Linked DNA regions of Mus musculus: region 1 is linked to region 2. The links are chromatin contacts, found by Hi-C in ENCODE. All regions are on one chromosome and are shown on one strand. The core of a region is the stretch at or near the end of the contact, and the rest is flanking DNA. Distances in the headings are between cores, read along the strand shown.

What was found. A loop is a pair of places that touch in the nucleus more often than their neighbours do.
Region 1: a map of left cerebral cortex shows a loop between it and region 2 (12-fold over the local background). The contact joins the promoter of Tigd2 here to the promoter of Nt5c3 in region 2. A Hi-C loop is called at or near these places in 2 of 37 maps with a recorded cell type or tissue (heart and left cerebral cortex).

Annotation. Positions count from the first base shown.
Region 1 is chr6:59,207,235-59,214,149 of GRCm38, forward strand. It overlaps Tigd2 (tigger transposable element derived 2), which reads left to right and starts at 1,636. Exons shown (of 2, transcript NM_001081145.1): 1 at 1,636-1,947; 2 at 2,105-4,799. The coding sequence starts at 2,916. The coding sequence ends at 4,493.
Region 2 is chr6:56,921,102-56,927,857 of GRCm38, forward strand. It overlaps Nt5c3 (5'-nucleotidase, cytosolic III), which reads right to left and starts at 2,831. Exons shown (of 9, transcript NM_026004.3): 1 at 2,571-2,831. The coding sequence starts at 2,708. It also overlaps a transcript of Vmn1r4 not described here.

The DNA of each region.
Region 1 (6,915 bases), core at 386-2,885, 2.3 Mb after region 2:
GGTTACAGAAGGGGTAAACAATTGACTGGGGGTAGATTCTACAAATACTCATCAAACACACTATGGAGAAGGAAATTAGCTTCCAAAAGTGGGATGGGCAAGCAAGGCAGGATTTTTTTTTCATTTTTTCTTCTTTAATACCATAGGCCACAGTGACCCCAGGAGGCTGGAAGAGAGGAAAGCCAGGCAAACTTCCGTTTGGCTAAGAACAGCCTGATTTCTATGAGGTTGGCAGTCTGAAAGCTAGTTCTCCTCTGTTAAGGAATGAACAGGTGCGAGTGTTTTTGCGCACTCCTTAAGAACGAGAAGGGAGAAGGGAAGTTTTTAAAAGCAATATGAATGAAATTGTTCTTTACTAGGAATGGTCATTTGGAACCACTCAGATTGCTTCCTTGTAAGCTTGAAGCGGGTGAGAGTTATGGGAAGTCTACTTTCAGGCAAAACTAGGGCTTGTCCAAAGTCATCCATAGGACAGCAGAGATAGATCAAAGATCAAAGGATTTCCATCCAGCAGGCCAGAGAGTGGAAGGGTGGGACTCTGAGAATAGCAGCACAGAGAAGGCTTGGGAGACAAAAGAGGGCCAGTAATCAACATTCTTTCTCTGCAGAGTGAATGAATGCTTGGTTTGATTTCCCTCTCTCCTGGTGCTAGAATTCTAGAGAAACAAACAAATAAACAACCTCTTCTGAAACAGAATAATCCACATTAGGTTGTAGTTTGTGGAAGAAGGATTTAAAAACAACACCACCTAAAAAACTATTATGCAAGAGAGGGGCTCTACGCTGGGACTGGATACAGGTGGAAGTCTTGAAATTCCCCTTTGACAGCAGGAAGTGGTCCTTATATTCCTGCACCAGCATTAAGGTCATCAGTGCCGACCGTCATGCTGGCTGGCCTCTGGTATCCGGCTCTGTGTTGCCGCAGCCGCAGAAGAGGGCAAAGAGGCTCTGTGCACTCCCTGGGCCTTTTTATTTTTACATTTGATAACTAGATTTAAGAAAAATAACAAGTATCAAGTACAACCTTTAATCTCTTAAATTTCACAGTAGGTATTCCAAATATTTGATTTTTGGCTTTTGGTAATTATATAATTTTTCAAAAAACAAAACAAAACAAAACAAAACACCACAGTGGATTTAAGACTATTCATTTAATAATTTAACTTCATAAAACATCAATACTAAATTGTAACATTGTAAACATGATTAAAATATATCTTAAGCTACTGAAGAAAGAAAAAAGAAAAAAACAACATGATCCTCAAAACAGCACAACTCTCACTTCCTTGGACACAAATATAGGAAAATTACCCAAATGATACTAACAGAACAACCTGTTAGTTAGAAGATAACAGAAGAGAGTCCTTGAGGGAAGATTCCTGGAAGGTTACAGCTGTAAACTCATTAGGGCCTTAAAATATTCCCTGAGTCTTACCAGAAAGAAAACCTTGCTATTATTCCCTTCTCATCTGCAAAGTCCGGCCACCTAGAATCACCCTGCGTCGCCCTCTGCTGGTCTCAGCCGTGAGCCACACGCTGGGTGTCCGGAGGCGGAGCATTGGCCAAGCCCCGCCCCTCCCCCAGAAGCCGCGCCCCCGTCAGCGGGCTCGCCCGCGCATCCCGCCCCTCGCCGACAACACGTTCCTGCGGGGGCGCGCGCGCGCACCTAATCCCCTGCCTTCCGGCTCGGCCGCGCAGCTCCGTTGCGCGCTCGCTCTGCGGTGGCTGGCGGGGTCGACTTCGCTGGGGACTTCCTCTGCTGGCTCTGCGTTCTGGCCGGTCAGGCGGAGCGATGCCCGCACCCTGCTTCCCGGCGTCCCGCGCGCCTGGTGACCAGTCGCTCGCTGTAGGGCTGCGGCCGTGACCCTCTGCCTCCGACTTTCACCCAGCGTCCGGCTCGGAGCTTGCTGGCCGGCGGTCTCGGAGAGGCCCTGGTAGTGTCAGGAGGTAGGCTCTCAGCTCCCGGGTGGTGCCTGCGAGCGTTATTTGTCTATTACCTGTCAGGTTGATAGGTGGCAATGTCCTAGACACAGTTGCAGGGGTAGGTATGAGTTATACGGTGGACTGATACTGAAAGGAAAACGTGTTTGGTATTTTCCTATAGGTTTCAAAGGCTCGAGTACCTCTACCACCCCAGCAGCTACTTCTGTGGTCATGGAGATCTTCTTGCACCAGGATTACTGTATGGTCTTCACCCAGCCTACCACCCCCTAGTTGCAGCCTTGGGTCCTGATTTCCACCAATGAAGTTTTTTATCCTTTCTTGAATCATGTGACATCACTTGTCCGCTGTTTCCCTTTCAGTTGCCATTAGCAATAAGTTCTTTTTGGTTTAAAGTACTGAGTTGTTTGCCTGTCCACTTACATTCTAAGAGGTGAGACAGCTCACCTCTGCTCGCTGTGACTTTCATAGGTACTCATCAAGAGTCCTTGCCTTGAAGAGAGCGTTCACTCACTTGGCTGTCTGACACAGACATCAACAGTCAGGCTGTGAGGCTTCCTGCTCCGTGTTTCTGTCTGTTAAGTGTGCAAGCCCGAGTAAAACTGTTTTCTTGAACGTAGCATAAGAAAAAAAGAAAAAGAAAAAAAGACCCATGGTAATGGCAAAAATTGATCATCATGAGAATGTTTTAGAAACCTCGGTAGGACAATATTGATTCAACTTAGAGCTTTCAGTAAGGCTGCAATTTAATGAAAAGAGCAAGGAGGAAGAAGAGAAACAAGGGTTATCTGGAGCTATTCGTTGTCATAGGAACAGGTTAAGTTCTAAAATGCAAAGGGAAAAACTCGGACTTTCGTTGAAAATTGTTATAACATCCAAGTCTTAGGGAACAGCTGAGGACTCTTAAGCCTCCATTTTCTGGTCTCTTTGTGTTCAAATCTAAGTTGTTAATTGTCTAAAATAATTAGACTAAAATGTTGGGGAAACGTAAACGTGTGGTCCTGACAATTAAAGACAAACTTGACATTATTAAGAAGCTTGAAGAAGGCAACTCCTTCAAAAAACTTTCTGTCCTGTATGGAATTGGTGAATCCACAGTTCGTGACATTAAAAAAAACAAAGAGAGAATTATAAACTATGCCAACAGTTCAGACCCAACTAGTGGGGTGTCCAAGCGTAAATCCATGAAGTCGTCAACGTATGAGGAGCTTGACAGAGTGATGATAGAATGGTTTAATCAACAGAAAACAGATGGCATTCCAGTGTCTGGAACGATCTGTGCAAAGCAGGCTAGGTTCTTCTTCGATGCATTGGGCATGGAGGGTGATTTTAATGCCTCTTCTGGCTGGCTTACTAGGTTTAAGCAGCGCCACGGTATTCCAAAGGCTGCAGGGAAAGGCACAAAATTAAAAGGGGATGAAACTGCTGCCAGTGAATTTTGTGGTAACTTTCAGGAATTTGTGGAAAGAGAAAATCTCCTACCAGAACAGATTTATGGTGCTGACCAAACTGGATTGTTCTGGAAATGTCTACCAACGAGGACATTGGCTTTTGACACGGACCAGAGTACTTGTGAATATAGGACAAGCAGAGAAAGAATCATTATTATGTGTTGTGCAAATGCCACAGGTTCACACAAGCTTAATCTCTGTGTTGTGGGGAAAGCAAAAAGACCCCGTGCATTCAAAGGTACTGACCTTTCAAACCTCCCTGTCACTTACTTCAGTCAAAAAAGTGCATGGATCGAGCCATCTGTTCTCAAACAGTGGTTTGAAAAGTGCTTTGTGCCACAGGTGCAGAAGCATCTGAAATCCAAAGGGCTTCGAGAAAAAGCAGTACTACTTTTGGATTTTCCTGCAGCACATCCAGCTGAAGAACTGCTGAGCTCAGATGATGGCAGAATAATTGTGAAATATTTGCCACCAAACGTCACAAGTCTAATTCAACCTATGAGCCAGGGAGTTCTAACCACAGTCAAAAGATATTACCGAGCAGGACTTATCCAGAAGTACATGGATGAAGGAAATGACCCAAAAACATTTTGGAAGAATTTGACTGTGTTGGATGCAATTTATGAGGCATCAAGAGCCTGGAACCAGATAAGATCAAACACCATAACCAGAGCGTGGAAAAAACTTTTCCCTGGCAATGAGGAAAACCCGAGTGTGAGCATCGATGAAGGAGCCATTTTAGCAGCTAATTTAGCAACGGTTTTGCAGAATACTGAAGACTGTGAACATGTTAACATTGAAAATATTGAGCAGTGGTTTGACTCTCGGAGTAGTGGCTCAAACTGTCAGGTGTTAGCTGACATTGTAGGTGCTGCAGACCGGGCGAAGGTCACTGAGCAAAAACCTTCTAGGAAAACTAGGAAAGCAGAACTGAATCCAGAGAAGCATATTAGTCATAAAGCTGCACTTGAATGGACTGAAAACTTGCTGGATTATCTAGAACAACAAGATGACATGCTACTCTCTGATAAGCTGGTATTGCGGAGGCTTCGGACCATTATAAGAAGAAAACAGAGAATACAAAATAAAAGTCATCTATAATACTCCCTTCTGTTGCTATGTATTTTCATCTTTGTGACTTCTATCTGCAGTGGAATTTATCTAAAGCCAAATAAATGTTACAGATGATTAGGATTAGATGATGTTTTGGATTACTTAAATTACACCTCTTTAATGTTGGCTCTGATTGAGCAATGACATGGAATTCATTTGTCAGTGTCTAAACTGTTTTATACTAATTAGATCATAGTATACTGGAGGCTGAGATATGTTGTGTACTGAATTTCAACATGTCTAGTGATGGGCAATGCACACTGTAGGCTCTCAATAAATCTTGCTCAAATTGAATTTTGATGACTTTTTCTGAATATCAGTTTGTAAAGTAAAAAATATTGGAGATGAGTTCACATTTCCATGGGTGAGACTCTTAAGAGGGTTCAGCGAAGATTGTTCTTGAAGGATTTTGCTGTGACTCTGTTGAACTAGATAACAGTGGTGTAAACCCTTGGAGACAACATTGCTTTCTGGCAAAATTTGGGCAGCAAGCTATTGAGATTGACCACTGGTGATTACAATGAAGGAAAAGGTCAATTTAAAACATCCCAAGAGAAAGGCATGGGGTGTCAGCCTTATTCTACCTGACAGAAGTTCTTTAATTGTGTGGAAGGTAAACCAGCCTTTTTTCACAAATTTTAATTTCCTAAAGAATTAGTGTTTAGAAAAATTAAAAGGTAAGTGTTATTACCTGTCATGTTTATTCTTTAAAAGGGTGTCAGCATTTTTAAAAACCTCATAGGTATTTATGTAACACTAAAGTACACCATTGTTTTCATGGGGTGTGTTTTTTGTGAAGTGCTGAGAAAATAAGCATACATACAAACTGTGGAACCAGTACATGAACAGTGAGCTGACATTTGATTGAACATGAGGGAAATACAGTACAAAGGCCTCAAGTTGGTGTGTGACCGGACCACAGCCATGTTATCCTCACATCTCTAAAACAGTAAAACAACCCATTTCTCAGATATTGAAAGGATTAAATGAGTTAATACATGACTTTTAATACTTGAGTCCTAGAAACGAGTCCTTGAGTGTTAGCTATGGTTCCTGTGCTGCAGACATTACATTTCAGAAATAGGCTGAACATATCCAGTGTGGAACCCAGAGTGATATTTCTGCATTAGGAAACTCCTTCCATAGGAAGTGAGAGGAACAAAAGCATGTGTAGTTTCAGCAGAATATGACAATTACTTCCATGTTAACAAAGAGGTTAATCCTACTTAGGATCTATTGGTTAAGTATGGAGTGATCTCTATAGACAGGTAGGTTGAAATAGGAAATGGAATTGTTCCTGGTTGTTCTTAGCACATTGGAAATGAAATACATGTTATGCTTGTTTCTAGAAGAAAAGCTCTGTGAATGTTGGCATATCCACTGAAGCAGTACAGTACCTTTTAAAGTATATAAGCTAGTAGGAAGCAACACACATAGGAAATTTTATCCAGCTATATTAGCAGGATTTCTTTGACAAACCAAAGAAATATCACAGGAGACTGGATCTAATAGGTTCTACCATTTACAATAAGATTCCTTATGATCTGAGAGGAATTTGCAGCTCCCATATAACAATTTTTTTCTGAGACTCCTATGTTTAATATTCTGCCTTTTTTTTTTATTGAGATAGCTTTAGATTCTAAAATACCTATCCTAGAAGACTTCTGGAATCCATTCTCTGACAATTCTTATATCATTATTAACACACTTTCCTCAAACTATACAGTTTCACTTACCTGGTAATCTTGAGGAAATGGAATTCTACACAGAAAAGTCATGAAGTTGGAGCCATCCACCAAGCACTAGAAAACTGAGGTTTAGCACTGTTTAAGAGTGCTGTATCATCTAGTTACCTTAATATTTTTATAGGGCTGGCCATTTCCCAGATACACATTTTATGTCTTGAACAATAATATCTGCTAAATTATAGGTCCTTTAGAGCTAGTTGTCCTTTTTTTTTAATACAAGTAAAAGTGATGATACAACATTTAGAAAACCTTTTCCACTAAAATCATCTTACATACCTTATCTGTACACAGTGCAAGCAAGAATGAGGTTGTTGCAGGTCAGCAGATTTGAAGCACAAATAGCTAGCTTCTCTGATCTCTCTGTATGTGACCACAGTAGCTTTCTGTGTCTATATCTCAGTTTCTTCAAGCATAAAAGGGTGGAAGGTTAAAAAGGCACACTCTAGATGTTCATAAATATCACCCATTAAGCAACCCAATGACTGCTGAGAAATCTGTTTCTAGACTCTTCCTAAAAAATGAGTCACAGTCCTCTCTCATGGTGAGTGTTTATGTCTCTGAGGAAGTCTGAGGACACTGGTTGAGGCTCCCAGCTTAGACACATCTCTGGAAATACTGCCTGTGCTATGAGCATAGTGGGAAGACATTGTGTTCTGCAAACC
Region 2 (6,756 bases), core at 1,581-4,080:
CAAATGAGTCACACAAGATATTAATGACAAGGGAAACTGGTGTGTGATATATGAGAGCACTCGTTCATACTACGGTAAATCCATATTGTTCTAAAATAAAACTCTTAGAGAAAGGGTTTGATTATGACAAATTAATCAGTAATCTTAAGAGACTGTAGATGCGATAAAGAGAAATCTGGAGCTGATTGTGGTGGCACATGGCTGCCATCCTAACACAGGAAGGATGGCGAATTCAAGGCATGGACACAGGATTCAGAAAGATGTAGCTATTCCTGGATACTTTGTGGGCTCTTCTCTTTTTCACCCTTCTCCATCCTTTTTCTTCTACCCTTACTCCCTAACATCAGATAAGAGAGAAAAAAAGGATAGAGAGGAAAGGAAAGAGATCCCAGAATGAAGTCAGGGGCCAGAAGGGGGACAAGTTATCCTTAGACTGCATCCTGTTGATTAGGGGTGTTGAGTTCCTAGGGGCAAGTTTGATCTTCACCATCAGGATATCTAATTTCTTCTTCTCGCCAAATATTTAACAAACAGCGACCCACAGCAACCAACAGCCAATCAACAACAACCTAACAACAACCCACCCTGCCTCTCTGGGCCTTCACATTTATATACCCTCTGAAAAGTCCCCAGAATTCCAGAAGTCACTCCATCACAGAAACAATCTGCAGCTGAAAAAAGCGCACCCCTACTAGAGCCTGCGGCAAACCACAGTCAGCTGCCGTGGACACTCTGAACCAGACCCATAGCTCACACTTGGGTTTACAATGAAAACATATTTTTATAGTATTTCTATGTTTTTTAAAGAAGCCAGAACTCCAGATTTCTCACTACAGAAAGACCTTGCCTTAAAAGGGGATGGGCTAGGAGGGCACTGACGAAGCAGGTATGGTTGTCTAGCAGGTGTAAAGCCCTGGGGTCTATACCAGTATAGACCATGTGTGTAAGTACGGGTAGACGTTAAAACAGATTCAGGGAGTACACACCAGGATAATTAAATTGTAAAGTGCCAGCCAACTTCACTAAATGGCTTGTCTTATCTCTCTGAATACTTCTAGTGTACCTTTTGATTGGTTTTCTCTGGGAATCTAGTTTGCCACATTACTGGACATTTCCACTATGGCATGCATAGCTCACTAGCAAATCCCTAATGCCTTTCAATTAAAAATGTCCTGATGGCCAGGGTAACTCAGGAATGTAATCTTGCACTGAGATGGCTGAGGCAAGAGAAACACCATCACCCAGAACGCAACTGGTGTCATTTTTTCCTAGCCTACCTTGGTTAGGTAGTTATATACCATCTGTGATCAGAACAGCAATGTTCAGTGGGTATCCTTGGGTTTGTACACATTCTATGAAGGAAGAGGGTGGAGACAGGTACAGAGGACTCCCCAAACATGACTTATAAAGAGAGAGAACAAGGGCCGGAATATATATTTCAGGTCATCCAAATATTTCTCCCATCTAAAGGAACAATCAGCTAAAACTATAAAAGTAAAAATATTAAACTCTTTTACATCTTCTACTGAAAAACTATTAGGGGGTCTGACGCATAGTTTAAAACAATGCATATAAAGACTGACTTGTACAGTACAAACAAAAAATATTTGGCATTATTGGTCCCTTAGTACTTTATACAATGAAAGTAAAACTCTTCCTTAAGATTTCGTGGAAAAATCAGCCCACTGTTTAAGTACATAGAGAAAGACAGCGAAATCAGCTTTTTCCCACTGATGGAAAATTATAAAATTTGAGTATGGAACAAAATAAAGCCATGTAAATTCGCTAGACAGGGAGGGAGGCAAAACTTCTCACACAAAATGTTTGCAACCAGAGGTATATAAAGAAAATAACCCAGGAATAAAGGAATTCACTTAAAATATTAGTTTCAATAGAAATAGTTTCTCAACTTTATATTTTAGTTCTGGATGCTCACTTGTACTCCAGTAAGTAAGTCACACTCACCATGCATGCTCAAGTCAGATGGAACAACAGTAACATCAAAACAACCCTAAATGAAACAGACATTCTGGGATCAACAAATCGCCTTAAAACAAACCTCAAATGGAATTCTTGAGACAAACAATTTAAACGAGACTGCAATTAACTCTTAAAAGTACATTTCTAGGATTTAGGAAAGAGTTTTGGGGGACTGACACATGAATACTTCTTGGAACATAAAACAAGGAAGAACATTCAAATAATCGAGCTGTTTCAATATTGGCATTTCTAAAAAAACACTGAAAATGCTCTTTTCATAACGTAAGCCAAGGCAGCCCCGATGATGTAAAACAAACAAACAAACCAACCAACCAACCAACCAACCAACCGACTCCTGGACAAGAGACTATCGGATTAGCTGCACGTCTTGGAGGCGGTTGCCAACTGGAGATTAGCTCTGGAGAAACGGGTTTTGCAGCAAGAGGTAGTTATCTCCGAGCATCTATTCTCTCCACTCTTTGAAACAAACGCTGTCAAGCATCAGCACGCGTGCAGGCTGCCCTCGCAGGGCCGCGGCCGGCCCACGCCACTTGGGCTGCTCGCGCGCGAGCCGATGCTCCCGCACTCACCATTTCGATGATCTTGGTCTTGCGGCCCGTTTTTCTCTTCAAGGTGAATATGTACTGGGCCAGCACCACGCCTGCTACCACCGCGCACACACTGGCGCTCGCCACCGCGCCCACTCGCGCCACGGCCGCGCGGTCCATTGACAGGCCCGCGTGCTCTCGGCGCGGAAGCCCGGGATCCGCGGGTACGAGCCCAGGGGCGCGGCCGCAAGCCGCACACTTCCCCGGAGCCCCGCCCCGCGCGGGGGAAACCGAGGAGGCCCCGCCCAGAAGAGGTGAGGGGCGGGGACGACGGGGCGGAGACTAAGAGGTCCGCGTCCGGAATCCCGCCCTTATAGTGGGGGCGGGACTTCCTCTGACCCTGACTTCAGGAAACGCCGCAAGGACCCGGAAGGAAACAACTGTAATTAGCTACTAAATGCAAGTAGTGCATCTGTAACCCAGAATCCTGGTGACCCGGATGCTATGCTGTGCCTATAGTCCACAGTAAGATCGCACCAGAAACATCGAGAAAACAAAGTCTTGCCCCAGTGTGAGAAAATTCACCCGCCACCCACTCAGAAACTGTGCCTCGTCCTAGCCTTCATGGACTACGACACCCAGCAGGCTCAGCGGCGCTGCGTCTGACCTGCGCAGTAGCATCCTGGGTTGGAAGGCCTAGATATAGTCGTTTTTGGGAGATCTGTCAGCTGTTGGGCTTTTCAGTCACAGTCTACCTACAACTTTAGCTTACTTTCCTTAGGAGCGTGTGCAGAGAAACTTAACGTTGTTCTCTCTTGCTTAGTATATTTCAAGGGATTCATGTAGTTTACTCTGCTTCTCGCTGAGTGGGTGGGGTGTGATGAGGTGCAAGAGAGAATCTCAGGAGAGTCGCCCCCGATTCTGTGAGGTTTGGGCTGCTGCTTGGCGAGACTGTCTCTCTCTGCCTGATATATGCAACCGAAGGAAGTTAAGAATGAAAAGCCGTGGGAGAGAAAGAATTATTTTTCTGTTTTAGGTTTTTATTAGCTGGTCTAAAGCAAATTGACATAGACATTATCTTGAGTAGAACAATTCATTGTGCAAACAGAAGTTCCACAGAAATATGAGACTCAAGCTGGTCATGATGGAGCATGCTTCTGATTCCTGCATGTAGGATCCTCAGGCAGGAGGATTGCTCGGAGTACAGTGGCTGATTAACCAGGGCCATGGGTCAAAGCCTTAACGAAATGGCCAAAAATTGAGGCTGAAATATACCACCTAAATTACTGAAAGGAATATGTATTATATTTGACATTCTTGAGCAAGTTGGAGTCTGCAGGAGGGGAAATGTATGGTGACTAAAGGTTGCCTTGTGCAGATGAAAATCTTTCCAGGGGATAAAGGTGTGAGCTCAGCGATAGGGTGCCTATTACCAACCCTCAAGTTCAACAATTCTGTTTGGAGAAGCTCTTGACCTGATACATTTACTAATGACAATCTCAACAATCTCTGTCTCTGTCTCTCTCTGTTTCTGTCTCTCTCTCTCTGTTTAAATGTGTATTTCTTCTACACTAGAGATGTTTAAAATTATAAGGAATTTGTATTAATTTTCTGTGGCTGTGATAAAACACCATGACCAAGACCCCTTATAGAAGAAAGAAAGAATTTACAAGAATCCATAATGGTGGGGTCAGCATGGCAGCAGGTGGCAGCAGGCTGCTGGCATGGTAACAGAGGTACATCTTTCATCTCAACTATAAGCACAAAGTACAGAGAGCAAACGAAGTGGGACAGTCTTCAAACCCTTAAAGCAAAGCTCCAGAGACATGCTTCCTCGAAGAAGGCTGCACCTCTAAAGCTCCTGAAACAGCACCACCAACTGGAGATCATATGCTCAAATGTATGAGCCTAGGGGGGGCATTCTCACACAAACGACTATCGAATTTAAGGGAAATTCTTCAAAGAGCTTTCCCTGCTTTGAATAGTTCTCAGCATCTTTCAGATCAAAATAATTGTTGTACCAAAGTAGCCTGTTTCCCTATGGCATAGTCTGATCTCCTTTAATCATACTTTGAGGTGATATGGCTTGATTGTCATCATAATTAAAGCTAAGGATTGTTTTTCTCTGTGTCATATGTTCTCTGTCCTATCCCTGGGGCCCTTGCAAAGCACTCTAAAAATGTACCTATATATCTATATCTATAGCTTTCCTATGGGGTTGCCCTCCTCTTCAGCTTCTTCTAGCCTTTCTCTAATTCAACCACAGGAGTTTCAGACTTCAGTGCAATGTTTGGGTGTAAGTATCTGCATCTGTCTTGGTCAGCTGCTGGTTGGGCTTCTCAGAGGACAGCTATGCACACCATAGCATCAGTTATAGTGTCAGGTCTTGGAGCCTCCCCTTGAGATGGATCCCAATTTGGGCCAGTCACTGGACCTCCTTTCTACCTTTATCTCTGTAGTTCTTTTAGATAGTAATAATTCTGGGTCAGAGCTTTTGACTGTGGGATGGCAACAACATCCCTTCATCTCTCCATTTCCTCATTGTTGGGTATTTCATCTAAGGTCCCTCTCTTTGAGTTCTGAGAGACTATCATCTCCCAGGTCTCTGGTACATTCCAAAGGGTCCTCCCACCTCCTACCTCCCAAGGTTGACTGTTTCCTTTCATTCTGTTGACCCTCAGGGCTTCATTTCTGTTCCCTCCAGTACTGATCATATTCTTTTTCCCCTCCTCGCCTCTCCCACCCAGTTCCTTCCCATGATTGCTTTCTTTTTCCTCCCAAGTGGGTTTGAAGCATCCTCACTTGGGCCCTTCAGCTTGTTAACCTTTTTGAGTTCTGTGGATTGTATCCTTGGTATGTAGTACTTTTTGGGCTAATATCCACTTATTAGTGACTACATACCATGCATGTGCTTTTGGGTCTGAGTTACCTTACTCAGGATGATATTTTCTAGTTCTATTCATTTGCCTGCAAAACTCAGGATGTTCTTAATAGCTTAATAGTATTCCATTGTGTAAATGAACCACATTTTCTGTATCCATTCTCCTGTTGTGGGACATCTGGGTTGTTTCCAGCTTCTGGCTATCAGAAATAAGGCTGCTATAAACAGCGGAACACATGCTCTTGTGGCATGGTGGGGCATCTTTTAGGTATATGCCCAGGATTGCTATATCTGTTTCCAATTTTCTGAGAAACCTCTAGATTGATTTCTGAGCTCCGTAGTAACCTCCTGTTTTCATCTCTAATTGTATTGATCTGGGTCTTTTCTCTTTTATTTGGTTAGTATGAATAGGGGTTGTTAAATTTGTTTATAGTGCAAAAGAATACATTTGTCTATGTATCATTAATTTCTGCCCTAATCTTTGTTATTCTTTTTGCTCTCTACCACTTTTAGGGTTTTTGCTTGCACTTGATTTTCAAGGATTTTAAGGTACATGACTATATTACTTGAGAGCTTTTTTATTTTATTATTTTATTTATTATTGCTATAAACTTTCCTCATAGAGCTAATTTCATATCCCAAGTATTTTGACAAGTAGTGGTTTAATTTTTATGGGATTCAAGAAACTTTTAGATGTCCTCCATGATTTCTTCAAAGACACACTGGACATTCAACAATGTGTAATTCTGACTCCATACATTTGCTTAGTTTCTGTAGTTGTTTTCAAGTGATTTCTGGTTTTATTGTGCAATTACATCATCAAATACAAGAGATTACTTTGAATCTTTGACAATTTTACCTTATGACCCATTACCTATTTACCTTATGACCTATATAATGTGTTCTACTTTAGATATGATTCCAGTAGCTACTAACAAGAATATGTATTCTGTATATATGTTGGATGTGAAATTCTGTATATATCCATCATGTCCACTTGATCTATGGTATAATTTAACCCCGATTTCTCCATTAATTTTTGCTTGTTGAATGACCCATATAGGGATTAGTATATGGTATTGAAATTATCCAGTATTATGATATCAGGACCTATCATAACCTTCAAAACCATTAGTTTTAAAATGAAATTATGTCTCGATATTGATGTATTTATTTACAACTGTTATTATTCTTGATGAACTGCTTTTTAAAACTTAATATGTAGTAGCCTTGTGGGGTGGTTTGAGTGGAAAAAATCTTCCACAGGCACCTGTATTTTAACATTTGGTCCCCAGTTGGTGTACTGTTTGGGGAAGTTGTGGAACCTTTTGGAGGTTCAGCCTTATT